Regions from separate parts of the Homo sapiens genome. Here regions 1, 3 and 4 are each linked to region 2. Evidence: chromatin contacts called from ENCODE Hi-C or POLR2A ChIA-PET data. All regions are on one chromosome and are shown on one strand. Each heading gives the region's core, a stretch centred on a gene start or an enhancer-like site at or near the end of the contact. The rest is flanking DNA. Distances are from core to core; before and after follow the strand shown. Region 1 overlaps FOXP1 (forkhead box P1). Region 2 overlaps EIF4E3 (eukaryotic translation initiation factor 4E family member 3). Region 3 overlaps FOXP1 (forkhead box P1). Region 4 overlaps FOXP1 (forkhead box P1).

What was found. Hi-C counts contacts between places; a loop is a spot of excess contacts on that map. ChIA-PET counts read pairs that join two places held with the same protein, here RNA polymerase II (POLR2A). Pooled maps may share reads with other maps.
Region 1: a map of sigmoid colon shows a loop between it and region 2 (2.9-fold over the local background). The contact joins two enhancer-like sites. A Hi-C loop is called at or near these places in 1 of 168 maps with a recorded cell type or tissue (sigmoid colon). POLR2A ChIA-PET finds 5 or more read pairs at or near these places in 2 of 52 experiments (activated CD4-positive, alpha-beta T cell and naive thymus-derived CD4-positive, alpha-beta T cell).
Region 3: a map with no recorded cell type shows a loop between it and region 2 (16-fold over the local background). The contact joins two enhancer-like sites. A Hi-C loop is called at or near these places in 5 of 37 single-sample maps with no recorded cell type and 8 of 50 pooled maps. POLR2A ChIA-PET finds 5 or more read pairs at or near these places in 1 of 52 experiments (activated CD8-positive, alpha-beta T cell).
Region 4: a loop to region 2 is called in a map of IMR-90, with 2.9 times the contacts of the local background. The contact joins two enhancer-like sites. A Hi-C loop is called at or near these places in 1 of 168 maps with a recorded cell type or tissue (IMR-90) and 1 of 50 pooled maps. POLR2A ChIA-PET finds 5 or more read pairs at or near these places in 1 of 52 experiments (T-cell).

What each region holds. Positions count from the first base shown.
Region 1 is chr3:71,133,095-71,140,039 of GRCh38, forward strand. All of the region lies in intron 6 of FOXP1 (forkhead box P1), which reads right to left. Among named protein-coding and RNA genes, the nearest start is that of FOXP1-AS1, 150 kb to the right of the region's middle. Within about 2 kb of position 2,442, at least 2 of the 41 ENCODE cell types and tissues checked have a DNase peak (open chromatin) inside an H3K27ac peak, as active enhancers do.
Region 2 is chr3:71,678,443-71,685,498 of GRCh38, forward strand. It overlaps EIF4E3 (eukaryotic translation initiation factor 4E family member 3), which reads right to left. Exons shown (of 7, transcript NM_001134651.2): 7 at 1-6,286. The coding sequence ends at 6,240. Among named protein-coding and RNA genes, the nearest start is that of EIF4E3, 43 kb to the right of the region's middle. Within about 2 kb of position 3,014, at least 9 of the 41 ENCODE cell types and tissues checked have a DNase peak (open chromatin) inside an H3K27ac peak, as active enhancers do.
Region 3 is chr3:71,003,601-71,010,768 of GRCh38, forward strand. The region is part of intron 12 of FOXP1 (forkhead box P1); the gene reads right to left. Among named protein-coding and RNA genes, the nearest start is that of FOXP1-AS1, 280 kb to the right of the region's middle. Within about 2 kb of position 3,876, at least 6 of the 41 ENCODE cell types and tissues checked have a DNase peak (open chromatin) inside an H3K27ac peak, as active enhancers do.
Region 4 is chr3:71,107,988-71,114,856 of GRCh38, forward strand. It overlaps FOXP1 (forkhead box P1), which reads right to left. Exons shown (of 21, transcript NM_001349338.3): 7 at 4,549-4,650. Among named protein-coding and RNA genes, the nearest start is that of FOXP1-AS1, 180 kb to the right of the region's middle. Within about 2 kb of position 1,669, at least 4 of the 41 ENCODE cell types and tissues checked have a DNase peak (open chromatin) inside an H3K27ac peak, as active enhancers do.

The DNA.
Region 1 (6,945 bases), core at 1,192-3,691, 550 kb before region 2:
TGCCGTGAAAAGCGAAATGCAAATTCCCTTATACATTATAAAATATGTTCTTCCTCTACAAAGAATGCTGCCACCACTGCTGTGATGCAAGCAGCAGCAACAGTCCATTTCTCATGGCCATTAGAAGTCTTTTTTAAAAAATCTGACACGTATAAAGACCTTCATTAGTATAATTAAATGACTGTTGGGTTTTTGTGATATAAACAACTTTTGATATGTCATTTAAAAACCTCATAATAACATCATTAAAGGGCCACCATTTTTAAAAGAGAAATTGTCTGCTCAGGGCCATGGAATAGTCGTCTCGCTCTGGGCCTCTTCCTCCTCTCCCTTTCAGACTTCTCCTGGACTTGAATGTCACCATAGACCTTGAATCCTTGAATGTGAAATGGCTTCACGCTAATTGCTGTAATTGCTTGAAGATGTGCAGGCAGGTGAAACCTGATCCCCGTGGCCATTGTAGAGACCAAGAACAACACGGAATGTTTACACAGTGGTTTGATTTTAATAGACAGAAGGGCTGAGTTTAAGACAGCAAAAACACAGCTAATAGGTGACCTCTTAATGTAGTCCTCCTCTAAATAAAAAAAAAAAGGACACACAACAAAATACAATTTCATGTTCTAAAAGGCAACATCCTAAATACCAAGGTTATTTGCTTGACTCTTGGAGTTGAGTACACGTTACATTGCACCTGACATTTTATACCCGAAAGTCTACCCCGAATATGTGTGTGTGTGATGTTTTTTTTTCACTTTAAAACAAAAAAACACTTTATATGTCAGTCACCTCACAAACAGATTATGACTCTATAGTATTTCCTAGTAAGTGCATTCATTTAAATTTTAAATTGAATATTTTTCACAGCTGTAATACTCCTTGTCCCTTAAACGGGAAGGCTTGGGTGTCTCCTTGTTTATTCCTTTGCCTATTCTGTCCCCACCCCCATTTATGGAATTCTTGACCCTTGTCCATTTCTTGATTGCAGCTGAAGTTGAGCCCAAACCCGCTCACACTGGTGCTTCAGACATTTGTCTAAAGGCTTTCAGTATCTTGTTTCTTTGTTGCTGTGTGGGACTGTGGTCTGCTTCTACCTAGACAGACTAAGGTGGCCGTTAGAGCAGCCAAAATAATTATTCAAAAACGGTGGCTATTCTCCTTGATATTTTTACAATTTCGAATGGACACCAAGGTTTAATGATGGCTCCCCAGGGCCCTCTCTTAACAGGGCACAAATGTAACCAAGGCTGGACAAGAAATACATGATAGCAAGGCCAAGAGAAAAATACAGCAGCACCTCCAAGGTATCATTAACAAAAGGAAACCCACAAAGATTAGGGGAAGTGTTAGATAGGTATTGAGATAGGTAGGTAGGTAGATAGACAGATAGCTCAAGGATCCAAATGTATAGGAGCATTTCATATATAGCCAAGGAAATACTGCCAAACAGAAAATGAAAATGAAACATATACTACAGTAGGAAAAAATACAGCGAAACAATGGAATTATTTTAAGGTTAAGCTGGGCAATTAAAGCCAAAGATACACCTTGTAAATGAGAACAGAGAAGCACGAAATAGCCCATACAGCTGGGAGTATTGTCTAACTGCTGCTCTGCCAAGTTATGCTGTATATTAACTTCTGATGATGAAATACAAAATGCAGCAGAAAGGGGGGAAAAGCCCTCTTAAAGCTATGAAAACTTTAACTATATAAGCTAAGTAATAAATATAGGCACTTCTTTTCCTGGACTATTTGTACCCCCCAACACTGAAAGACAAAATAATGAAACAAAAATAACTGCATAGAACTTCCCTTTGAATCACAGCCACCTCACATACATTTCTAGACAATCCTACCTTCTTCTAAAAGTTATAATCCCCGGCCAGGCACGGTGGCTCACGCCTGTAATCCCAGCACTTTGGGAGGCCGAGGTGGGCGGATCACGAGGTCAAAAGAGATCGAGACCATCCTGGCCAACACGGTGAAACCCCATCTCTACCAAAAATACAAAAATTAGCTGGGCGCGGTGATGCGTGCCTGTTGTCCCAGCTGCTCGGGAGGCTAAGGCAGGAGAATTGCTTGAACCCAGGAGGTGGAGGTTGCAGTGAGCCAAGATCGCACCACTGCACTTCAGCCCGGCAACAGTGAGCCTCCGTCTCAAAAAAAAAAAAAAAAAAAAAAAGTTATAATCCCCTATTAAGAAGAAATGTCCTTCCCTCTGAAAAAGGAGGGGGGACCAAAAGGAGGGGAGACCAATATCCATTTGTACATGTAAAGATTAAGTATAAACCAGTCCAAGCCAGTGAGAGGAACACAGAGGAAAAAAGTAAACAGGCCCCTACCCCCTACTCCCAAAATAGTTCCCCTTTGAAAGTTCTAAGCGGTGAGTGCCTGGTACCGAGGGCTGCCCTGTTCCTTGGAGGGGTCAGCAAAGCTATGCTAAACTGACAGGTTCAGTTTACAGCAGGCCAGAACTTTGTTTGGATATACTGGCCTTGTTCACCGCCAGCTTAACAACAGATGGCTAGAAAACTTTCATTATGTTGCACAGGACTGAACTGCAAACAACCCAGAAAACTGTGAAAAGTTTAACTCCCTCTGAACCAATGTGCCAAACCAGGGCCTGCCCAGAGCCAGTGAACCAGCTTAAGGCCAAGGGGACTGTGGAAGTGATGGTTAAAATAACACTGCCCAAGTCAAGTCAAAGCACCTTTCCAGGCTCCAAAACGGCAGCGACCCACCCAAATCTTTATTTAACTCTTCAAGGGCCAGGCCATATAAGGAGTTGCATCGACTATGCCTTCTTTACTTTTCCAAAATGTACTGTCAGACTTTCCCTCCCTTTGGAGAAAGAAAATCTTCCTTCAGACAGTTCCCAATCCCCAAGCTCCCGTTCTGCCTTTCCTTCTCCTGGAAGTTGGGAGCGCAGGACCAAATTGTCTCACCCTAACACCCAGAGTTAAATATGATTTATCTAAATCTGTTTATAATTTAAATATTCATTAAGTAGATTCAATCACATGAACCCTAATATCTCCTAATGCTCTGAGACAGGTTATAAATGCACCTTTGAAGGTTTAATTCAATTGGCAATCTGAGAAGTCTTATCACTGGAAATGTGTTATTTTCATATTATTCAAGAAATGAACAAATGTGTTTTCCACAAATGTATTTTAGAAGCTACCCTTTCCTGTTATTGAAAGAAAATTGTGTTTATTACTCCTTTAGCATAGTGTAAACTCATAAACGTCAACAGAGAGTACAAGGAAAACTGTCAACTAAATATTGTTTCCTTCATGAGCTGTTCTTCCAAGTCAATTACGCCTTTCAACTTCTGGGGCATTGTATGATAAACTGGCAGTAAAAATCATTCACATTAATATACCATGGTGCCTTGCCTGCAAAAGGTAATTAAAGAAGTAAATGACTCATAAGAATAGACATATTAGCTGCAAAATGAAAGGCAACTGAGCTGCCACATAAAAATATGTACCATTAAGATACTGCATTTTCATATTCCTGTAATCAGCTTCAGTAGACTAATGCTTATTTAATCCAGTTCTGTGCTAAGTCCATCAACAACTGTTTTTTGCTGTTTTCTCCTTGACTGAACATTATGAGAGCAGGTTTAGAATAAACACTGCAGTGAGATTTTTGCATACGCAATTGAAGAACAGGTTTTTACATTTTAAAATCTATTTTTCTTTCTCTGAGAAATACAACAAAAAAAAAAGATTACTGGTGGAAAAAAGTATATATGTACATGGCTATCTAGACATGTCCCTTTAAATGGCAGAACATTTCAGTGAAATATTTGTTTCCATATTCACTATTTCTGACCTGTACCACTATCAGCATAAGGATGTCATGCCTCCACTTGCCAGATCTCAGCTTCCTTTATGAAGCACTCCCTTTTGTTAATAATGTCTTCCATTAGCATTAGCAGGATGAGGGCAATTTATCCTTTGGCAGGGATGGAAAGAGAAGGCAAGATATGAGGAGGGGGTTAGTGTAGTGGGTGGTGGGAGAGTATCTCAGACACGCCTAGCGGCCTCTGAGTTCTTTTCCTTCCAGGGTGTTAGCTACCTGACTGGATAAACCTTCTCAAAGAGAAGTGAATTGACCCTCAAAATAACTGCTCTATTTTCCAATCTCTGGCTTTCAAACTGACACTTTGCTCTCTTCTCCATATCCCTTTATATTTCAGCACATCCTTGCCAGCCCAGCCAAGGCACAGCAAAACATCCTCGCCAGCCCAGCCAAGGCACAGCAAAACATCCTCCATACGGTCTGAGATTTTTCACTTCACTTGCTCACTTCTCTGCTGCGGGAAGCTTAATCTTAACCAGTGAGATGGGTCCACCATTTGTACTATTAATATTTTGGGGAACATTAGATGCATGAGGTTTCCTGGAGGCTGGAGAAATGCCTGTTCTGATTGTGGAAATCAGGGCTCTTTGTTGATAACTGATGCAGCCTAAAGCTTTTGTGGCTCCAGTTTGGGAGTTTTAGCTTTCAAAGCTCATGCAGCTCCTCCGATGTCCAATGCCAGCAGTGAAAATCAGCCTAAGGTATCTGGTCTTCTATCATGTTTGTCAACAATTCGCCCACCTTCAATAACATCCGAATGCATCTGGATGGTGCCCACTAACCTACCAAAAAATCCAAAAGATAATTCTATTTATTTATTTATTTATTATTATTTTTTTTTTTTGGTGCAAGACCATGGGCTTTCAATAAAGGTAAAGTTCTAGATTTCTATACAAGTTGTGCCTTCTCCCCTTCCCTCCTCCTGTGAATACAGAAATCTCTTTGACTTTAAAACTGATGAGCACCCACCAGCCAGGCCCTCAAGGACAGTGCAGGATGTGAGAACGGCCTTACAAGGACCCTCCAAGATATATTTATCTTTTCACAGTTCTTGGAACTGTGGAGAGCCTCTCAGATTTAGGCTGGATCTCTCCTTGTAATGTATTATTGCCTGAGTGTTTGAGCAGACACCACAAGGAACCACAACTAATGAGCTCTAGTCCTTTTTCTAATTAAGGAACAAAGGTTCCTGTGTGCGCAGAATGGTGACGCTGTCTGGAGAACACACGTGGAGGAAGAAGCGAATGCTTCTAATTGCCTCAAAATGGGATTTTTAATATTTAGGAACGTAATGGGATCGGGAAATAAGAACACTTCCAACATCCTTTATAAATAAGCCTTTACAAAATATTGTTAGCTGTTAATAATACATCATTATCAAAAATGGAAAGTCATGAATACAGTGCATGTAACCTTTGTATTCACGTGAATTAACCTATATGTACGAATACAATGATACATGAATTAGTTTTTAAAAATACATTAAAAAAAATAAAAGGCCCTCCTCTGAAAAAGAAAGGCGAGAAGGCAGCTCCTCTGAGCCTGATATTCCTCAGACCTTAGCAGATTAGGATTCAAACATGTAATTAAGAAAGATAACCCCAGTTTTTATAGTAATTAGGGGCTGTGGGAAATAGGATACTATCTCTCAAAAGTGATACAAATATACCACACTTCTAAATAACCTGCAATGCTTGGAAAGTATACTCACTACCAAGGGCAAAGCTGCTATGCAGTGAGGGAACAGTAAATGACAGACTGGCGTTCAAGTCCATTAGCTGCTATGTGATAGGAGCACATTCACTGGCACGCGACCTGTGAAAAATCTTAGATCTCTTTAAATCTTTGAATTGGATTACTGCATTAATTCTTAAGAACTGCAATCCTTCAACCAAGTCAAATTACCCTCATTAACAGTGGAAAAACTGCCTCTGCAATAAGTTAAAAAAAAAAAAGATATTTATTACCTATAATCACTTACACATACTTCACCTAGAAATATGATGAACGGATGCCAACAACTCTGAAAACGGCATCCTGGTTTCGCATGTTAATTTGGGTTAAAATAAAAATACAAATGCAAGTATCTGCATGCTATTTAAAATTTGTTTCACATCTACAGGAAATTTTCTTTTATGATTACAATCCTGAGATAAGTAAATAGCTCCATTTTACAGGAGGGGAAATTGGGGCATACATAGAGATACGGAGCCAGTTGTCTAAGCTTTCCCGGGCTAATTGGGGTAACGCAGAATCTCCTGGTCCTCTGTTCTGGGCTCACACTGTCTGAATTAAATCAGAAATTCAGACTCATAATGGCACTGTAATACAATGCACTGACTTCTCTAAATCAAACTCAGTGAATTAAAAGGGAGGCAAAATAAATGAGAAGATAGGAATGCAGCTTTAGGTATAGAAATGATAACCACAGTAAATACTACAACAGAAGCTGCCTCAATTCTTCCATCACCACATTTGCTATTAGTGTTTAACCTGCCTTGAACATTCATTGAATGTAGAGTGATTAAAAAAAAAAAAAGAAACGTTAATTGATCTACTCTGCCCTTGTTACTCCCTAAAATAGTCTCATCTGAAATGTGATGACAGCTTGACCGACTTTGAACAACTTTGGATACTTTATGGGAAATGAACTCTTTCAAGCCCCACTGACTTCTGTTCCTCGGCTCTATGGATGTCACTGCTTTGGTTCTATTACTTCCCAGCACAAGCCAGGGCAGGAGAGTCCTCATCCCAAGGAAGCCAACCAAGTGGAGACAGGGCTGGGCACAGGCAAGCCAGTCTGCATTTACTGAAACAGACTCTTTCGCTATTATGTGTTAAGGAATGGGAAAAGGTGAACAGGTAGAAGTTGCTTTCCGGACTGGATATGAATCAATACTTCTAGGCAGCCACAATAAAATGCTAACTGGAGTTCATAATAAAACCCAGGGGCACTACAAGGTTCCTAAGTGCCTCTGAATTTAAAAAAAGACAAATTGTGTTCACGGTGGTTGTATGCAGAACGTGTTTATTTCAGTCTAAAGATTTTAAACAAAGTAGTCCTCACTTAATA
Region 2 (7,056 bases), core at 1,764-4,263:
ATCACTACCTTTTCAAGTAAGAAAAGTATAGTCTAGTCTTACCTTATTGCTGCAAAAGGCTGGAATAAAAAATACTGACTTATAGAAGCAACTTTCACATGTATCTGAACATCAAACACAACACACAATATAAAATCAAAAATAACTAGAACAGAAAAGTTTTCAGTCTGACCTTAAAAATACTGAGCAAATCACTAGATGAAGCCAGATCAAAAGGAAGGGCATTACACCAGCTTGTAGCCAGATGTGAAAGGGTCCCCAACTGCACAGGGCACAGATGGTATAAAATAGGGGGGTGGGGGCACAAGCAGATCCAAAACATAATCAAACAAACCTGGTTCAACTTACACAGGTAAGACTATTCTAAAGAATTAATAACTTTCAATGTAAGATTTTAAATTTGGGACAAATAATGTTAGCTGTCTCAAGCTAAAGTATGCTCACTAGTTTAAATTTTGAAATTCTTTTATATAATCATTGAAATAAATTCTCCATGAGAATATATTCAAAGTCATGGTGACTTGTTTTAAATGAATACTGAAAAGACAGTGTTAAAACTTAAAAACAAAAACAATGGTTGTAAGCCACATTATCTGATTAAAGTCTGAGAACTTTGGGGAGAATTTAATGTATATCCACAGCATCAATACCTCTATTTGAAAACAGAAACACTGTAAGTTTATTAAAATGTTCAAAGTCCTTTAATATTCACCATTCATCATGTAATGTAAAGTGCTAAAATTAAAATTTTCACCCTAAGCCTTCATTAAAAGTTGCTTATTTGTATGTGAAAAGATGAGAGGTAGCATAAATTTTCTATAGAAAACTCAGAAACACTCAATTTACTTCATGTTCAGTTCTATAATGCAAAGTTGACACTTTAATAGATCCGAAATAAACATCTGTTCCAAAATAAAAGTTCAAGAAAAATTATCTGACTTCGATATTAGAAATTGAAATTTTCATAAAGAAATCTTGCATTTCACTAAATGAGTTGGTAACTTTTTTCAGGCAGCAACCAAAACAAAAACATTTAACACAGATTCCTTCAATCTCATGATTTCTGAAGGACACAAAAGCATAGAATATCCAAAAGCTATTGTATTGGATATTCTAATAAGGTACACTCAAGACACACATATACAATGGAACTCTGAATTTCAGTAGCAATGATGAACAAAAAAATACTGACTTTGCAATGACTTTTGCTTATCACTCACATCGTTTAGGGAATACTTATTTGATTTTTTTGACATTTCTATGTATTAAAGGATCTCTCCAGTTTAGTAACAGCTTTGCTAAGCTACGTTTTGAAAGTGACAATTAATTTTAGTGGAAATTCATTCCCAGGCTACTTTGATAGTCATTTGAACAGTTTTGTGTTATTTTACATGCAATTTTATAGCTCTATAACGTTCATTTAATCTTGTTCAATGATGCTGAACCCCAGATGCCATAAGACATTATAGAAAAGTAGTTACTGCACATATGGAGTAACTACTTTTCTGAACACTAATTTCTTTTCTCTTAACAGACTGAAATGGTATTTAGAAAAGAGAAAAACCACCACTCTGTATTAAAGGCTTTATATTATGGACTTCCAGGGATGGGCTCCCATGACTGCTGTGGTCCCAGCCATAAAGTTCTTATTCACGAGCATCATCTACTCAAGTCTCAGTATTAATGGTTTTCTCCAGCCTTCATAAGATTGTTGGTATCATACATTGGAATCAGGTCACCTGACAGAGCTTAGGGTTGGGAGGCTTTCCTCATTTGTCATATGTGGGAGTTGGATAAAATCAGGGGTTCTCCAAGAGCGATCTGAGCACCATCAGCATTAGAATCACTAGGGCACTTGTTAAAAATGCAGATATCCTCCCAGATTTCTAGTGCTGGGGTCAAGAAATGTGAATAATAAGTAAGTATCTGAGTGATTTTGCTGCATGCTAAGGGGTGAGAAGCACTGGTAGATGATCTCAAAGGTCCCTTCCACTCTAAAATTCTAAGAGTCCCTGAATGTTCTTTTAAAAATGGATTTATGTCAGCAACATGAAAGAATTTCTAGAACACAAGACAGTGACTTTTGGCCTGAGTGGGCCAATCTGAATAAGTATTCTTAGATTTGGATGTATATGTAAAAATAATAGAAAATAAAATCAGAACAGTATAATCTGACATGAAAGGAATCTATTTGGGATTTCTTCTTGGGAGAAGTAGAGGGGCAACCCACTCTAATTGCTATAAATGACCACAGGTTCAAAGGGACTTTTCGTTGCCTCTCAGTCCCTATTTTTTCCCACTTCACCCTCTGACTCCTCCCAGCTGTTGAGATCCAGGCTTTTTACAATCCTGAGTCACCAAACTCTTGAGTAATTTTAACTGATCTCAATATATTCTTTTCAGAAGTGAACAATTCACAGGCAGTCCTCTACTTTCACTTGTAATGAGTAAAATCTCACAGAAACATACAATGTAGGAAAGGTGAAGGGTAGAATTACATTTTTAAAAGGAAGTTCCATATTCAGAGTGCTAAAAAAAATCAACTCCTAATTTTCTCTCTTTGGGCATAATATTTGATGAAATATTTTCCATATCTCCTATATGTGAGTTTATTTTATTCTTTTTCTTCCCAATCACTTATAAGGCCAATGAGAGCCTAGGATTTGAGATATTTTAAGCACATCTGGAGCGATCTAGCTTTGACACATTTTTATTAGGTGCATGAAAACTAAATGTCTTATTGCCAAGTATCATTTTTACATTTTCTCGTCAAATTTTTATAAAAGCTTAAGAGCAAAATGCAGTAGGATCTTAAAAAAATTCTACAAACATAGCTGGATAAATTCTGCTGCTGAGCCAGAACTGTTGGCTGGAAGGCAGCGCCACCATGCGATCGTTCCAAAGGCTGTCAGTTTTGTCTAAAGACACAAGCTGGGATCCTCTAAGAGTTGGGCAACTAATAGCAAAAGCCCACTTCCTGTCATAGGAAGGTTATTTTCAAACTCCAAACCCCAGCACCACTTCTGTCTCTGAGAGGGAGAGGGAGAGAAGGAGGAGCTGTTTACAAACAGGATGTCTGATTACGGAGTTACACCAGTGGCCAGATTGGATCAGATATTTAATGCTTGATTAGGGTGGCTAGTGGGCAGGTTAAGGCTGGCAGATTCTGAGTACTCTCCATTTAAGGACGCCTGCACCGGGATACAACTTGCCGACTTCAATACCCAGCTCTGTGGCTGGCTAGCCCTACGTCTTTAACAAGGGACAAGTTCGGCCAAGGCTCAGTTGGTGGATTGTATATTATGTCTATAGGACCCAATTATACCTAAAGTTTCTAAGCTATAAAGTCTTGTGACTGTGTGCATGGTGTAGACATGGGCTAAACTCAAGAAGAGGGGTGAGAAAGAGTCATCTTAATCTTTAATTTAAAGTTTATTAGAGTTGTGGTTTCCTTTTCATGTTTTTGCTTCATAAAGTGTACCACGAATCTAACAGCAATATTATATTAAATGTACATGTTTGCAGTAAATTACACCCTCATTTAAGAAATGTGGAAAAGTTGGGGGGAAAGAGGAAATCTTAAAACTGAGTTAAGTCAGCAGTTCAGCAAGTGCTTACGAAAGACAGTCAAAATATAGGCAAGTTACTTTAAATGGGTATTATTTGTCCTTACTTTCCCAATGTAGGCAAGTGCCTGTGATATAACAATTTAGGGAATAATGGGAGAATAAAAAGCATATTAGTTTCAATCAGATTTCCTGGCATATATCACAGACCCTAAGGAATTACAAAGACAAAAAAGCAAGCTCTTTGGTTTCTGCATGGTTCTTTGCAGACTACAAGGCTGCCCCTGCAAGCACTTGGATGAAAAGACCGGGATTCTACTGGAAGTTTGCACTTTCCCCACATCAGCCAAGATGGGTAAACTGCCTTAACACAAAAGTCACATGCCCCACAAAATATTTCCTTCTATCTCAAAACAGTATTAGCTTCTTTAATCTAAGAAGGTAATGAGAGGTTTTTAAACTGATTAAATCAGCTTAGTTCATACAAAGTCTATTATGATTAAATATTCAATTAAAACAATTTCCAAACCAAAATCTGACAAAATCCTCTCTGAAAGTAATTTAGATGATAGGTTTTTAACATTAGGCAAATTAAATCCTTCTCACAGTTGGTATTTTCTAAAGGGTCAGAAACAGTTGCAGAAGTTCACTGGGGCAAAAATCTACTTTGTGTGCTAGTCATGTTCCATGATCATAAACAGAAACTAGAAATATTAACGTGAGCCTAACATTCCTATTTATTTTTACTTCAAAGGCTACATACATGCAAAAGTTGAACATGTCATCACAAATGCTTTAAATAAAGTTCAAAAAATAAAAATACTTCAAAATCCATTTACTTATGGAAATATACATGACAATTAGAGTGAAGTCAATTATATCCTTTTTTCAATCAGAAAAATACTTATATTATAAAAAAGTTTTAATTCATGTCCAGAATAATTTTTTAAAATTCTTGAGTCATAATTTTAAAACAAGTTGAATGTTAGTACAATGTTTGGAGAAACAAGTCCTAGGCTTTTGCTAACTGGATCTGATATTCTTATACTTCATTTTGAAATCACTAAGGAAACTCAAGTTTAGGGAAAAAAAAAAAGCATTTTAAGAAACCTATGATGGTAAGTATTATGGCTGAGGTGGTTACTAACCAAGTGAAGGGCACAACTTCCATAAGCAGATAATGTTCAAAGTCCTTTAAAATGTTTGAATGGAGAATTTTATCTACAAACACATAGTGGAGGCTTAAAGTAGCCTCAAGTCTCTCTGCTGGTCAACACTGCAAGAGGAATTAAAAATCCCAGGTACAGTGAAGTTCTGAGTGCACTGCCCTTTTGAAAAATGTGTGAGCAGGCACTAGCTCCCGTGACTCCAAAGCCGACTGGGGGAAGTGTCTTCAGATGGCCCTGCCCTTTATCAGGCAAAAGCAGCCAAAGGCTTGGCAAAGTCAGGAGAGGGAAATCAGCGTATTCTGAGCTAGTCTCCATGGTCCAGAGGATGACCATTTCCTTCTAATAAAACCAATATTTCTTTGGTAGCATAATACAATATATATCAACAATCCCAATAATTCATATGAGCAGAATGCACTCAAAGTTCAACTTTGTAAATGTTCACATGCATCCTGGAAATGAGATTTAACTTCCTGCACCTACATGAAAAAGGGTGGGGACAGCTGCCCAGGCTGGAGGACTACTGATGATGAGAAATGACACACAATGTGAGCAGGGAAAGGGATCATTTAACAAAATGTGTTAGCGTTGACTGGGAAAGAAAGCCCTAAGTGGGTAAACACACCCGAACTTTGCAAGGAGCTTAATTCAAACAATTAAAATATCACCTTCTCTTTAAATCAGAAACATCAGGTTTCCTATTGGAAGAAATCCCTTGCTACCACTCTAAGCCTTTGGTTGAAAAGGCCAAATTAAAATTCGGGTTAGAAATGTTTCCACAGAGGGTCCAAAGACTTAGAGCTTGATTTATATCCTGATACTGAATTGTGATTATAGTTTTCATGTTATGCAATCCAACTATTATTTTCCTTTTATCACTAAAAAAAAATGTTTTAAAAAGGAAAATTAAAGATTTGTGTGCTGTCAGTGCAAAATCACATTAAGTATGGTTTTTCTTTTCCCTGGGACAGAAAAAAACAATGCCCAGCTCACAGTACATAGGAATGTGTCACAACAAATAATCAGAAGACAGATTTCTCCAAGCTAGTGTTCCTCCTTGTACAGTGTGGTATTCAAAAGCAGTATTGTCACGATTATGCATATTCTCATTAACTAGGTACAGCAGAGCTACTTAAAGGGAAACCCATTTCTTGTGCCTCAATGAAAGGGGAGTGTAGAAAACAATAATTAGGCTGAATAAGGAATTTTAAACGGCAAAAAAAAAAAAAAATCAGAGTGAAAAGAACAGAGAATTTAGAAAGCCAAAAAAAAAGTTTTTTGTGTGTGTTTTTTTTAAAAAGCAAGTAATGTGACGGTAGAAACCCACACAATCTCCCCCCACCCCACCTGCCACTTTGAGTCCTAATTGCCCATCTGCAAGGACAGAAACCCACTCTAAATTGACCAGCATCGGCTTCGGCAAGTCTTCTCTTCACTCTCCCTCCTGTTAAGACCGTTTCCAAAACCAATCAGCAAAGGACAAAGAATTCTTTACAGAGTGCAATTAGTGTTTTCCACGTCCACCTTCAAAAGCATGATGCTCTTCATGGGCTAAAGGACAGAAAAAAAACAAAAAAGAAAAAAAGGAAAGAAAACTTTAAGCAAAGGATGGGCCAACCCTCCTCTAGGCATCTCATTCAGCTTCCCCAAATGTTGGCAAGAACTCAAACACCTTATTTATTTATTTATTTTTTTGCCAGTAACTGTTAGCTAAGGCGTGCATTTCCTGAGAAACGTAATAATGAAAATTAAAACAAGGAATAAACAAGCAATGGGCATGCTGCCTGTTTCTTCTTGCTGTGCCTGGGAGGATGAGTCATCTCAGCAAGCCGATGAAGAGAGTATGTTGGGCTGCAAGCAAATGCCGCAGGGGAAAATGTGCCCCACAAAATGCATTGCAGGGGGTGGGGAGAGGGGGTGCCTGACACAACCCAAGACAGAGCCGCTTACAAGCCTATCTTTAAAAATAAACTAAAAATAAAACAAAACAAAGAACCACACCAGGGTGACAGCAATTATATCTAGGTGCCCCTGCTCCCTACCTCTCAACACTCTCCATGGGAAATGAAGTTTCATAAAATTGCTAAGTTTTATTTTTCCAAATCAAGTTTCCCCCTGCCAATAGATATTCAGACCTATCATCTGGCTTGCAAAATTACTAATTTTAATTAGGAACTCTAGAATATATATATATTTTTTTGAGACGTAGTTTTGCTCTGTAGCCCAGGCTGGAGTGCAGTGGCGCAATCTTGGCTCACTGCAACCTCCTCTGCCTCCCAGGTTCAAGCAATTCTCCAGCCTCAGCCTCTGGAGTAGCTGGG
Region 3 (7,168 bases), core at 2,626-5,125, 670 kb before region 2:
CTGCACATTTATAACTAATCTAAATAAGTAGCTTGCCGGCAGACAACGTATTTCATGATTTATATAAAATGGTCGAGATAAGGTTCACGACTGAAGGAAATATGATTGGAGGATTTTTATCAGCCTCTGCATGAATTACTGTTTGAAAATGCTTATGCAGGAGCATTTCATTAATCATTTAATCATAATCCTAGCAGGATGTTTGAACTGATTTCACAAATACCCTTTCATTTCACTACTTCATTATGCTCGCTAATGGATCCAATATATTATATATATCATAAATTATATCACATCTTCAGTGACCATGTAGGTCACTGTCACTAGGCATGCTTCCGTGCTCAACTTGGGAGTTCAGCAAATGTTGCCCAAGCTGACTTTGGGAATTTCACTTTTTTTTTTTGGTTATTTACTATAGTTTAAAGTTTCCTTTATCTAACCAACATAAAGAAAACACAGCATTGTGGACTTTAAGTGGAACCCTACATCCCCCCCCAAGTTCAGAAAATTAAAGCAAAACAATTGTTTCTGCAAGAATGGAGAATTCAAATGTTAGACAAACATTTGTTTTGTTAAAAATGCCACTGTATTTTGTTTTGTTTTTAAAATGATCACGGCTACCATACACTGGATAATTTGGTCAGCAGAAATAGCTCTGGGAAAAAAAAATATTACATGAGCCTGTTATAATCAAGGAGATTAGTAAAAAAAAAATGATTTTGCCTTATTTAATCACGATGATGATGATCTTTCTGAAAGCTAGAAATGTAATATGAAATTCTGATAATCCTGTTCTTTTTGATAAATTAACACCTACACTATATTTTCTTCCGTAACACCAATAAAATGAAAAGAGAGTTGTAGTGATTAATAGTTAAGAATTATTAGCTGAATAGTTAATGGCTATTAACCTATTAACTGAAGTGCACAGTTTTCATTAACAGCTATGTCTTTAACCAGGGTTTAAAGGTGAAATGCAAAAATTACAGATATAACTAAATACTTAACGTTGTGCACATTTTGACGACTTAAAAAAGAAAGACTTTCTACCTTCAGAATCCATTAATATTTTAACTAAAAATTCAGTCACCTAAAACATGCAGCAAAAGAAACAAGGTAAAGGTAGATTCCTTAAGCTTTAATTTAAGATGAATGCAATGGATTTCAAATTAGAGATGTTAAGCCGGTCATACGTGACAAGCTTTGGAATATTTTCTTTTGGTCACACTGCTTGATGGTTCTTTTCATCCTTTGTTACATTAGGGCTCTTTTTTATAATGACACTGAGAGTCACAGTGCATAATTAATAGGAAATGAAATATTCAAATGGCCTCTAATGCAGCCCAGTGAAATGCTGTTGAAATAAAAAGGGCTATGGAAAATGTGGAGACATCAGGAACGGTTATGAACGTTGGCATGTGTCATTTTTCCAGACCGAAATTGATGCAAATATAAAATCTTGCTAAAATACAGCTATAAAAACAACAGGCTACTATAAATATAGATTGTTTGGTAGGATTGAATTTTTATTACTTTTTCTTTAATTTTTTGGTAGACTGCCCTAGTTTCCATTATTCTATAACCATCCTAAGTTGAGACATCAAAAACTGGCAGCATCTCTTAGCCAGTGAGCTGACACTGAGACTCAGGAGCAGTAGTGGGTCTCTGTGAATAGAAACTGAATCAGAGGTGGAGAGAAACAAATACCTGATTTAAAAAAAAAAAAAAAAAAAAAAAAAAACCAGAATCATAAGGAGTGCCCTTTATGAAGACGGGTATAAGAGAAAAAAAATAATGCTAACTTCAGTTGATTTTTATTCTTCTTCAAGACTATAATATAATTTTCTTATCTGTAATAGGCAGAATTCTACTGAAACACATATTAAATCTGAGGATTAATATATTATTTGGGGGAAATGTATATCACCATAAAAACGAGAATAGAATTACACAGTCAAGACACATCATGGATGGAAAACACATTTGGAAAGAATGTGACCCTGTTCATGCATCTCCAAAGACCCACCCTTGATAGGATTGAGTTTAAGTCTATCAAACACAATGTACCTCTTGTTTATCACCATATGGAAGAAGCGCATAAAAAGCAGACGTGAAGAGATTTAAAAAACCTTCCAAAAATAAAGCAAGAAAATCCAAAGCAGAAAAGGAAAAGTAGAGCGCTTCCTTTCTGCCTGTGAGAGACGGAGAGCATTTCAACAGCTGATTCCAGCCTCGAAGTATACAGCACACATAAAATAAATACAGGTCACAAAAATTAACAAATCATCATAACTGTCTAATACATCCTGGGCTGGCTGCGGAAAAACAAGATCATTCTGGATTTATATCTGTAAGTATGGGATTTCCTGGACAGCTAATATCCACAAACAATCAAACACAGGAGGAACACGGGGGAAAAAGGCAGCATTATTTCAAATTTGAGCTGAGAGTCGTGATTTGTAAAGGGCTGAACAGGAACTGGAGTTGAAATTTGAAGCAAGGAAATTCTTGTACTAGGCACTGATGGACACTTCTCTGTTTCTCTTGGCTCCGTACAGGTTTTTAGGTCACTGGGTTTTGAACGTAATGCCAAATGAGAATCTCGCTAGTACAGAAGCTTTGAAAATGACAACTAACTTAATCTCTCAATTTAAATAAAATAATAATAATAAAAAAATCTAATGATACTTCACTCAAGAGTCAGAGCTTTTTATGAGACCTGTTGCCAATATTAGTGTCTTGGAATGATCTCATCTTTCATCCTGGCTAAATTCCAACACACAATTTCATTAACCCAGGTACCGCAGGTGATAAAACTCATTTTTCCCTAAAGAGACAGCTAAAAAGTACCAGTTATACGTTTATGAAGTACCAGCAATCAAAATTATGGATTTTCTAAAAGGTTTTTAACTACTTTTATTGAAAGGAAAATCGCTGTCTCAGACTTTTGTGACACTATTGCTAATAATAAATTTTACCATTTAGACATGGCCATAATATGGTAGACAGTGTCAATAAAAGTATGGAGCAAAGATGATCCCTGTCTTTTAAGTAATGCCTTCTAATTACATGCCGGAAATGATCACATGAAATACCTAAGCTAACTAATGGCTCTTAAAATATAAGAACACTCAACAATGCATCTACAGTGATATAGATGTACCGCATGCACATATGCAGTTATATGTAGAATTAATTGCATAAGTAGACATTCAAAAAATTTTCCAATGTTTTCAAAGCCTACAAGAAAAATTTAAATTTAATTTGCATTTCTAACTAAAATCTGTTTGTTGAAAAAAAATGCGTTCAAATGTTATTTGCTTCCTTTTGAGCAAAGAGGTGGCACTGGGCCTGTTATCTTTGGCAAACTTGTCTAAACTTTTCTATCTAATATTCTATATATCACTAGAGGGCACTGTGGTATTTAGGCCACTTTGACCTCTTCGAGTACTAAGAAAGGTCTTGAACTCCTAAGCAATGTCAGAAAGGTTAAAAAAGACATTAAAAGGGGGAAAAAATTTTTTTTGGTAACACCCTATTTTTATTTTTCTAAAACCAATAAAAAATGCATGATAAGTAGAAAAGTCAAATTCATAAAAATATACAGCTCATTTTGCAATACTCAAAGACTTGTCACCTCAGATCTGATGGGGAAAATTTTCATCCTCATCTTCTCGAGATTTAAATTGTGAGGCTGGAATTTGATTTGCATACATCCACAATTATAGACAGCTATTCCCTCTACATGGCTGAAGTCTCCTACACTAACTAGAGGTAATTTCACTGCAGAACATTCAGGCGTGCAAGCCGAGAGCCACAAATGGGTTTGAAACAATTTATGATATCCGGCCTCCTTCGACATGTATTAGCATATACCTGGTTTCTTTAACATACACTTTGTTTTTCCAAAACCACAAACATAGTTGCTGGAATTTCATGTGGAAGTGCTTAAGGGGCTGAAAGTTAACACCTTTGTGATCCACGCTGCCTCATGGTGGCTGTTAAACAAAAGCCTCTTTGTCGAGGCTTTCTTGAAGTGTTTTCTTAACATGTTCCAAGTAGTTTTAGGCAGGGAACTAAAGTAAACAAGATGTTACCATGATAAAAACACTTGTGAAAACATTACAGAGCACACTTAGTAGTTTCTTTCACACAAAACTCTTCACAGTTTTGAAAAGTAAAATTCACAGAAAAAAATTTTAAAAAGCAAGTTACCAATGAAATGTCCTCTACTGTCTACAGCCCTCGACCTTTCGGGAAGGGTCAAAGTTCCATTTCTGGGCATTTTCTTCAACATTTCTCTGTCTTCCATTACAGCACATATACAGTTTATTTTGGCTTTCATAAATTACATACATCTAACAAGCAAGGGAATTTTTGTTTTGTTCTGCATGAAGTTTTTCTCCCTGAGAAATCACCAAAAGAAAAAAAATTCTTTTCAAATAGGATACTAAGCAAGGATACAAATGATACTTTTAGTAGACGTTATACAAGTGGTCACTTAAAAGAAAAACTAGGAGAAATGGAAACATTTTCCCCCAAGCACATAAGAGTACCTGGTGTTTGTGAAACTATGGGCCTGCATTTGATTTTACCTTCTAAGTTAAAAACAGGGAAATGTGGTCAGGATTTAACCTTCAAATCTACTCCTCATTTTGCCAATGCATTACATGAGCATTAAAAAAAGGGAGGGGGAGGAAAGGGAAGAATTACAAATCCACGTTTTTACTAGTGAAGATTGTGTCTTTCACCTGGTTTGAAAAGAAGAAAAAAGAAAGGACTCAAGTGGGGAGAAGATGGAAGAACGCCGATGAGCTTCACACCACTCTGGATGATACGGGACTTGTTTTTGTTTTTCTGTTATCGGAGGATGCCAAGCAATGCAGGGCTGGACGATTTCATTAGAGTTAGCAGGAGCACCTGCTGCTATCAGTTAGCACTAACAAATGCAACAGTCACATGATAACTCATGGTTGATAGATTAAAAAAAAATCAACACTAAAACTGCAAGTTGTTTTCAGAAGAAACAGGGAAATAAATGCATACAATAGACTGGGTATCTGCTGATTCTGATAAAGCGTCCCTCTGTTGGCGGTGAGGGAAAGACAACAGGATGGTTATTTGTACAGTATTTATCTTTGAAATCAAGGGCCCTGTGGTATACCTCACCTTGGGAACAAATGCTGCAGAATGATCACAGAAAAGTGTCAAATCTCTGGTTTTGATTTACCAACAGTTATGATATTTCTTCCTCAGGAGGGAAAAAAAAATATGCTTCAGTTTTAGACCTGTGAGTCCCCCCCACCTCTCTTTTTTCTGAACCCCTCTCTCTGTTAACAGTGGCACAGTATTGACAGATGGGATTTTTATCCTGAAGAACCAAGCTTGGCCTCTGTAACAGTTACAGCTTATTAATCTGGAGCTGCAGAAGACCAGAAAGCTGTTACCTGGCAAAGTCACTTCCTCTCCCTTAGTCTGAACCCTAAAAACTGGGTGGAAGAACCCAAGATCAAGGAAGTACAGCAACCATGGTTGGTCAATGAAATCATGGGGGCGGGGGGGGGGGGGCGCATGACACACGTGGATATCTCCCCTCAAATATGACTAACTTGAGGGTTCTGTGAATCCAAGCTAACATAACCCTGGATAGCTATGTCCGGGGCCACAAAAGCATTCCTCAGCTAAAAATATGTTGGTGACACCAAAAATGGTACAGCAAACTGTGGTCCAAGGGACACAGCCATACTCGTTCCTTGTTCCTTACGCATGGTCAACGGCTGCTTTTGTACCCCAATGGCAGAGCTAAGTCGAGTTGCTGTGACAGACACTGTATGGCCTGCAATGCTGAAAATATTTACTGTCTACCCCTTTATGGAAAAAATTTGCCATGCCCTCCCCTCTGTGTGGGACTTTTTACCAGAGGTTTCTGATTAAAACATTCTATTACAGAACAATTTCTTCGGATATATCAATGCTTTGCATAGTCACAACTCCTTTTCCTAGGTAGAAGGTTGGAAATTTTTGGATATTTAAAATTACTCATCCTTGAAAAATAAATATATCTAAGTAGGTTAAGAAGTTCTAACGCTTTTAAAGAGTGCCTAGTATGGGCTAGGCAGTTTATATGATGTACTTTTTATTTACTCATTCATTTATTTAATTTTTAGAGACAAGGTTTTGCTTTGCTACCTAGGCTACAGTACAGTGGCATTATCATAGCTCACTGCGGCCTCGAACTTCTGGGCTCAAGTGAGCCTCCCACCTTAGCTTCCCAATTAACTAAGACTATGGGCACATGCCACGACACCCAGCTGAATTTTTTTTTTTTTTTTTTTGGCAGAGATAGGGTCTTGCTATGTTGACCTGGCTGGTCTCAAACTCTTGGCCTCAAGAAATCCTTCCACCTTAGCCTCCAAATGCATTGGGATTACAGGGGTAAACCACCTGTGTCTTGCCTGGTGTACCTTTTAATTCTAACAACCGTAAAAAGTGGTTAACATCCCAAATCACATGTGCTGATACTGAGGCTCAGATGACATGTGGCTAGTTCAAAGAACATATTAATAATGTCCTCACTACCCAGTCAGGCTTTCTCCAAAACTTTCTTTACATCCACTGCCAAGCAGAAAGCAAACTGTCAATAAGAAGTGCTGCCTCTAACCAGGCTGTATAATGCAGCAGTTAAGAATAAGTCTTCTGAAGCCAGACTGCCTGGGTTTGGACCTTGACTCCACCTCTTATTAGCTGTGTGACCTTGGGTAAATCATTTAACCTCTCTGGGCATTAGTTTCCTTAACTCTATGCTGGGAATACTACTACAATACTAGCATAAACTGTTTGTGAGGATTAAATGAGTTAATATATGTGAAGCATTTCGGGACTATGCCTGTTTTAAGGTTCAGTACTATTTAATTATAAACTATTACTAGGGGAGTGTAAAATCAAGGGAACAGAAAATAGGTGAAAATAATCTATGAAGTAACACTTAAATCAAGGTCAAAGCAATGTTACCTTTATTAAGTAAGAATACCAAGGAGAATTCAAGCAACACTGCTATCAATTTGCCTAAACCATAAGAAATCCCTTCTAAAAAAGAAAGGGACAACTGAAGAGAAGCGTAGACTAGAGAATTTTGGGTCCACTGAAGCAAATGAAGATGCTTTCAGGA
Region 4 (6,869 bases), core at 419-2,918, 570 kb before region 2:
ACTTTCCCTGCAGTGAAATGGCCTTCTGAGTAAGGGGCTCACACATGACATCACCTTGGAAGGAAGGGCATGGGCAGGAAGGAAAACTATCAGATGACTGGCTTCAGGTTCAAATTCTTTATAGAGGGCCTGAAGCTGGTGAGCTTTCCACTGTAAGCAACACACAAAGTTTACTTTCTTTCCTAACTTTAATGCTGCCAGAATACACATGTACTCTTACTTTCTTAGGAGAAAATGTGTCATTTGATTTCCTTCCAGTTTATGTACTCGTGCCAACAACTAAAATGCTTAAAGAACCAAGATGAATTACTACCCAGAAACGGTGGTCAAAGTTCCAAAATTTGATCAATAAAATTGCTCATCGACTCACAAATTAATCTTCAGCCAGTAAAGTTACGCATTTTCGAGGTTATGAGTACACCTGCACTGTTAAGCATTTATTTCACTTGTTTAAGCAATCTTCAGAAGTATATAAATATTTATAGAAGAAAGCCTATGCTGGGCACAGTGGCTCATGCCTGTAATCCTAACACTTTGGGAGGTCGAGGCAGGTGGATCACCTGAGGTCAGGAATTCAAGACCAGCCTGGTCAACATGGTGAAACCAAGTCTCTACTAAAATTACAAAAATTATCTGGGCGTGGTGGTGCATGCCTGTAGTCCCAACTACTTGGGAGGCTAAGCAGGAGAATCGCTTGAACCTGGAAGACGGAGGTTGCAGTGAGCCGAGATCGCTCCACTGCACTCCAGCCTGGATGAAAGAGCAAGACTCCATCTCAAAAAAAAAGAGCCTACTATTTTTACTCATCTGTAATTTTCGTTTTGCAGCAAAATCTTGTTAATTTGTTTACAACTCATAAGCCTCCTGAAGGCAGGGTGTGTATCTTCAACAGTTCTGTATCCCATGAACACCAGCACCATGCCCAGCCTGCTTTGGAAATGTTCACCAACTTGCACTTAATTAATTCAGATCATTCTGATTCTGAATTTATGATGGGGCCAATTTTCAATTTTCATTTGTATCATTCATAAAAAAATTTGCGAAGCAAATGAACAGACTAAGTAAAAAGATAATTTTGGTTACTAAGTAGAATATTTCTCAAGAACTTCAGAAGCAATATCTATACCCGATTAATGCCTTCATTAATAAACCACATCACCCAAGAATGTGACCAGCTCAGATTTGGTTCAGTATGTGGATCTGCAAAGAGTGCCATTTCTCTCTTATTTACTCTCATCTCCCTGAAATTAGACCAAATTGGTGATGTTTGACTATATTTTATGATCTCTATCGAGTAACCACTTATAGCCTCCTCTAACTTTCCATTTTCTTTTGTTTGTATCATCAGCCTGTGAAACCAGAGAGCGCTGCCAAACATAAAGCAGGGAAGTGTGAGATATGCTTAAAATATGAGTCACAGTATATTTGGGGATTTGGGGGTTTTTTTTTTTCCCTCAAGCTATCAGCAGATCAAATCCTTCTTCCCTGTCAAGCCTTCCTCTATGCAGAAGATCTGAAATTTGCTAAAATCGGTCTCTCAGTGTAGTTATGAAGGGTGAGAAGATCAGAGATGAGCACTGTTAAGATTTGCTGTAGGATTTCCCTTTCATTTCAGAGCCACTCCGGCGGAGACGCCTCAGCAAGGATGCAGTATGGCAAGATATATTTAAATATGAAGGTTATTCCTTCTGTGAATCACCAGTCTATATGCATATTTTTATAATGAGGTAATATACCATGTGACCTAGGATAGTAATTTCTCCTCTGTTTGTGGAAGGCCAGCCAACCTAATAAAGCTTACTGAATGTGCATGACCCTATCAGGCAGCTGAGGGGTCCTTCAGCAATCGTCTGTGATACACACACACACACACCAGTCCACCAACCTTTTAGATTTATTTCCCCCGGCCAAATCTTAAAGCTGGTCTAAATTCTCTGCTTGTCAATTCCTCTACTTGGGGGGTAGGGGAAAAACTCAAGACATCTTCTTTACCAAAACCAGCGTTCAAGATTACCCCTTCTCCCCCTACTTTTTATACAGACTGAAGTGCTCAGCAGAATGTGTGAGGTTGGTTTTGACACTGTCCTTGCCAAGAAAAACGGAGCCCTCTATATCATCCACTTCTGCATGGTGGCTAAAAACCCTGTAACAGGCAAGAAGAAAAAGAGCCCTCAAAAGGAAATCCCCTGAAACTTTACTTCTTATATTTAGCCCTCAAGGAACTTCGTTCATCTTGGAAAAGAAGTTACCTAAAAATGCCATATGTTTTTAAAAAGCAAGTATGAGGGAAAATAATTCTACCATAAAAAAAATCACAAATGATATTCAATACTGAAGAGCAGTGTGATCAGACAGATTGTGTATGTGTGTGTTTTTTTATTATCTCTAACCAAAGCTCTACTATGTGTAAGATTTCCCCCCCAATAATATATTTTCATTTTCCCAATGCACTTGAGGCCTGATGAATTCAAGAGGACTCGGGGTATTTTTAAGGCTGTAAGAGCTCCAAGAGGGAGGCAAAAAGAATGGACCATCATTTGAATCACTGAGTGACAGGCTGGGCTAGCTCCCTGTATACATTAATAAATTAGAATTTTAATTGTGTCTCTGTCCACAGGAGATGCCCCAGTACTTTAATATGTACCAACAATTGGCTATGTTATGGAATCTGCAATGTGGCCTCCGCTGCTGACCTCTGAAACACAATTCCCAGTCTGACTACGGAAACTGTTCAGTTTGATCCTTTCAACTTATTTGAATCCTGACAAATAAGCTCACAGCTGAAAGGTCAACATAGTCGTATTTCATCCTCCAGAGCTGTTCTTAAGACATCTGCACAACAAAGCACTTCTTATAGCACCTGACATGGGCCCTCAATGGCACTGTACCTCATTAAAAATGTCCCCTGCATGCGCACGCATTCCAAGGCACATGGTCTGGTGATGGTTTACCAAATAAGTGTTTACAGAAGGGTTAGTAAACAAGGCAGATTGTCAACTTTTCCAATAAAGCGTCACTATAGTGCTGAACTCTCTCTGGAAAGTGACAGTTTCCCAAGTACATGTAGAAGAACTAGAACTTGTTGGTCAAGGTCAGTTTGATCTTTGGGGATAATCTGGGAACAGGCTGTGGTTCACCCTGACCTGTGAAAAGTAAACACAAGCTAGAATTTAGGTTGACCTCATTATCCAATTAATTGGCACCAAGTTATATACCTATCAGCTACCGCTTATAGATTCTGTCCCCTCCTGTGACAAGGATGCCCACCTTCAGCTATGAAAGTAGTCTGAACCACTTAGGACCCGGGTGCCAAGTGCCCTCTCTTAAACGTGAGCATGAAGACCCTGATTCAAGTCTCTTTGAAACTTCTATTACAATTTTCTACTTTGAGTCAAAAACCCAAATTAGATTTTTTTTGTTGTTTTTTGAGATGGAGTTTCACTCTTGTCGCCCAGGCTGGAGCACAGTGGTGCGAGCTTGGCTCACTGCAACCTCCACCTCCCGGGTTCAAGCGATTCTCCTGCCTCAGCCTCCCTAGTAGCTGGGATTACAGGCACCCGCCACCAAGCTTGGCTAACTTTTGTATTTTTTGGTAGAGATGGAGTTTCACCAGGTTGGCCAGCCTCGTCTCGAACTCCTGACCTCAAGTGATCCGCCTGCCTCAGCTTCCCAAAGTGCTGGGATTACAGGCGTGAGCCACCATGCCTGGCCCCAAATTAGATTTTTATAAACTTACTCATTCTTCTACTCCATTAAGCCCTTGCCTTCAATGTGCCTGAAATCAGAAGTTGCTAGAACAACCATTTTTGTATCTTTACATAAAAATTTCTTGCCATTTAAAAATTATTGACCTAGAAACATTCTGAACATATCCACTGAAGAATTGGGTATATATTATAATCATTACAAGCCATAATGTTAAAAGTACCACATCCTCCTCAGGCCGAGTCATAGTTCTTGATGCTATTGACATTCTGGGATGAATCACGGTGTGTCGTGTCCTGTGCATTGCAGGATGTTTGGCAACATCCCTGGCCTGTACTTACTGGATGCCAGCAACACCTCTGCCCTGCTAGTTGTGGCAACGAAAAACGTCTCTAGACATTGCCCATTGTCTCCTGGTGGTGGGTGGGGGGGTGGGGGGGTCGCCAAAATCTTCCCAATTGAGGATGACTACACTAAAGTAAGGTGTGTGTCTGTGTGTGTTTATGCCATTTCTAGACCCAACATAAGAGAATGTGGTGACAATTCTGAGTACTATGAACTTTTCTCATTGGTAACCTACACTGCCTATTAGCAACTCAACACTTACAACTCCTTATCCTTCTATTATATTCACTAATCAGCAGATCTTACTCCTGACAATAAAACTTTTGGTCAAATACACATTTTCCCCAAAATGTTACAACTTGCTGGTAAACCAAAAATGCACTTTCCACAGAAGATTTTCTTACATGATTTGCAATGCTCAACACAATCCACTCCTGAACTGCTTGTCACTTATCCCAAAGGGTATAATGTCAATTTAAAAAGAAAAAGAATTGTTACCTGAAGAGCTGGTTGTTTGTCATTCCTCTTGGGAGATTTTAATCCACTAACTTGCTGCTGCTGTTGCTGCTGAAGAAGGAGCTGTCTTGCCACCTGAAGTGCCTGGAAGGAAAAACAAGAAAATCCTTTGCGTTACTACACAGGTTCAGGGGACTCTTCATAAAAAAGGATTCCAGGAAGTGCGCTTTGGGACTGGGTCCTGACTTTCCTATTTCCTGGCAAATGAAACAGCAAATGAAACTTCCCACCAGTCTTAGTTGGAAAACTTTCCAGAATTTGTTTACGTTCCCTTTGACTCGGCCAGTTTCATCCACGGTTCCACAGGCATCTAAGCAGACATTTTATTCCTACTAAAGATCTGACATGAAATTTAAGACCATGAGTGATTGAGACTCTGAACAAAGATGACAGAGAGACCAGGAGGGACCCAAGCAAAGACGAAAACTTGGGAGACACTACAGGGCCCTTTTCAGGGTCACCTTCACCCTCCCCAAATTCTTCTTGGGGAAATGTAGCGACTCAAGTTGAAAGTAATACTTTCACCCCATCTGAGTCCAAATAAAGAAAAAGAACTAAGTGGTGGACCACAAAAAAAAATATACTATGGATTAGGCTACGTAGAAAGGAAGATTAAACAGATGAGACATACCTAGGATGACCTTGATAGAAATCAGAGAGGAAAATTTGGCAAATCTGATCTCTAGTCATCTTAAAGAGGCACATTATGTATCTGTGAACAAAACTGGTTACGTTTATTATAAATGACCCTTTCAAGCTTACAATATGGGATGGTTTCTCCTTAAAGGTAGACATTGGGGAGGTAGTATGAATTGGAGATAAAGCAGGAAGAAAACAGAAGAGTCCTCTAAAATGTTTAACATATGACTGACAAATCTTTTTAAAAGTTCAAGCAGGCTGGGCGTTGTGGCTCACGCCTGTAATCCCAGCACCTTGGGAGACCGAGGTCAGGAGTTCGAGAACAGCCTGGCCAACATGGTGAAACCCTGTCTCTACTAAAAATACAAAAATTAGCTGGGTGTGGTGGCAGATGCCTATAATCCCAGCTTCTTGGGAGGCTGAGGCAGGAGAATCGCTTGCACCTGGGAGGCAGAGGTTAGGGTAAGTCGAGATCGCACCACTGTGCTTCAGCCTGGGTAACAGAATAAGCTTCCATCTCAAAATAAAATAAAATAAAATAAAATAAAATAAAATAAAATAAAATAAAAGGTCAAGTAAAAAAAGAAAAAAACAATGTCATCAATAAACCGCCATGAAGACATTCACTGCCAAAGAATTAAGAACAGGAATACTGGCTAGCCACACACCTTTCCAAAGATGGCACTAGGACCAGCAACAGAAAACTGAAGTTTGAGGATATCATGCTAGAAAGTCATATGAAAAGTTGGGTTACTTGAGTCAATGCAGCTGAGAACCAAGAATGTACACATGGCAGAGATGTCAAGAATGCTCATTAAACGATGTGCTTAGAGTTTAGACACAAAATGAGACTTCTTATTATATCAATAATAATTTCTATATGGTAACCAAATTATTTGCGCATCAAAGAAGAGGCACACATAGATGTCATCAATACATCAAAAGGACCTGAAGCTATAGCCTTAGAAAGTTAGCATAATGGACTTATGACGGTAGTGTGTTCCTTAAAAAGGAACAGGTGCTTCATTTACATAAGAAAACAACATGGATATTTACAAGAAAAGTTACAGGGACAATAGTGGAATGGAAGAGAGGTAAGGGGGCCTGCGTGTCCCTGTGCCTGGAACTCAGAAGAAAGAGAGAACAGAGTGGTCTAGAGGATTAATGTTCATGAGCAGACACGTAAAAACGTGGAGTGTGCAAGAGCAGTGCTTCTCCTAAAAGGACACGCTCACTGAACTGTGCTCATAACTAGAGTTGTAACAAATAATACTTTTAAGACACTGCGTAAGGTTGAGTGGCGCCTTTGTGTTTAAGAGGTGCAAAGGAAAGCTAAGAAACACAAGCACCGATAGATGAGTGACAAAGAAAAGACCATGGGAAAGTGGAACCCTGCTATCCCACCTGCCTACTGCATCCACCCCCGTGTCCCAGGGAGGCCTTCTGCCTACTGAACTCACCACGACCAGCCCTTCAGATGTAATGCACAGGCTAGTTCATCTGTGAAGGGAGAGACAGATTCGACAAGGCCTGCCTGGAAGAGCCTCGAGAAAAGGGGCTGTCTGAGTGGGGCATCTGGAAGCCAAGACGCCTGGGAGAGTTGCCTGAGACTCTAGCCTGCTGTCTCAGGGAGGATTCACCATCACTGGACTCCGGGTTTCCTT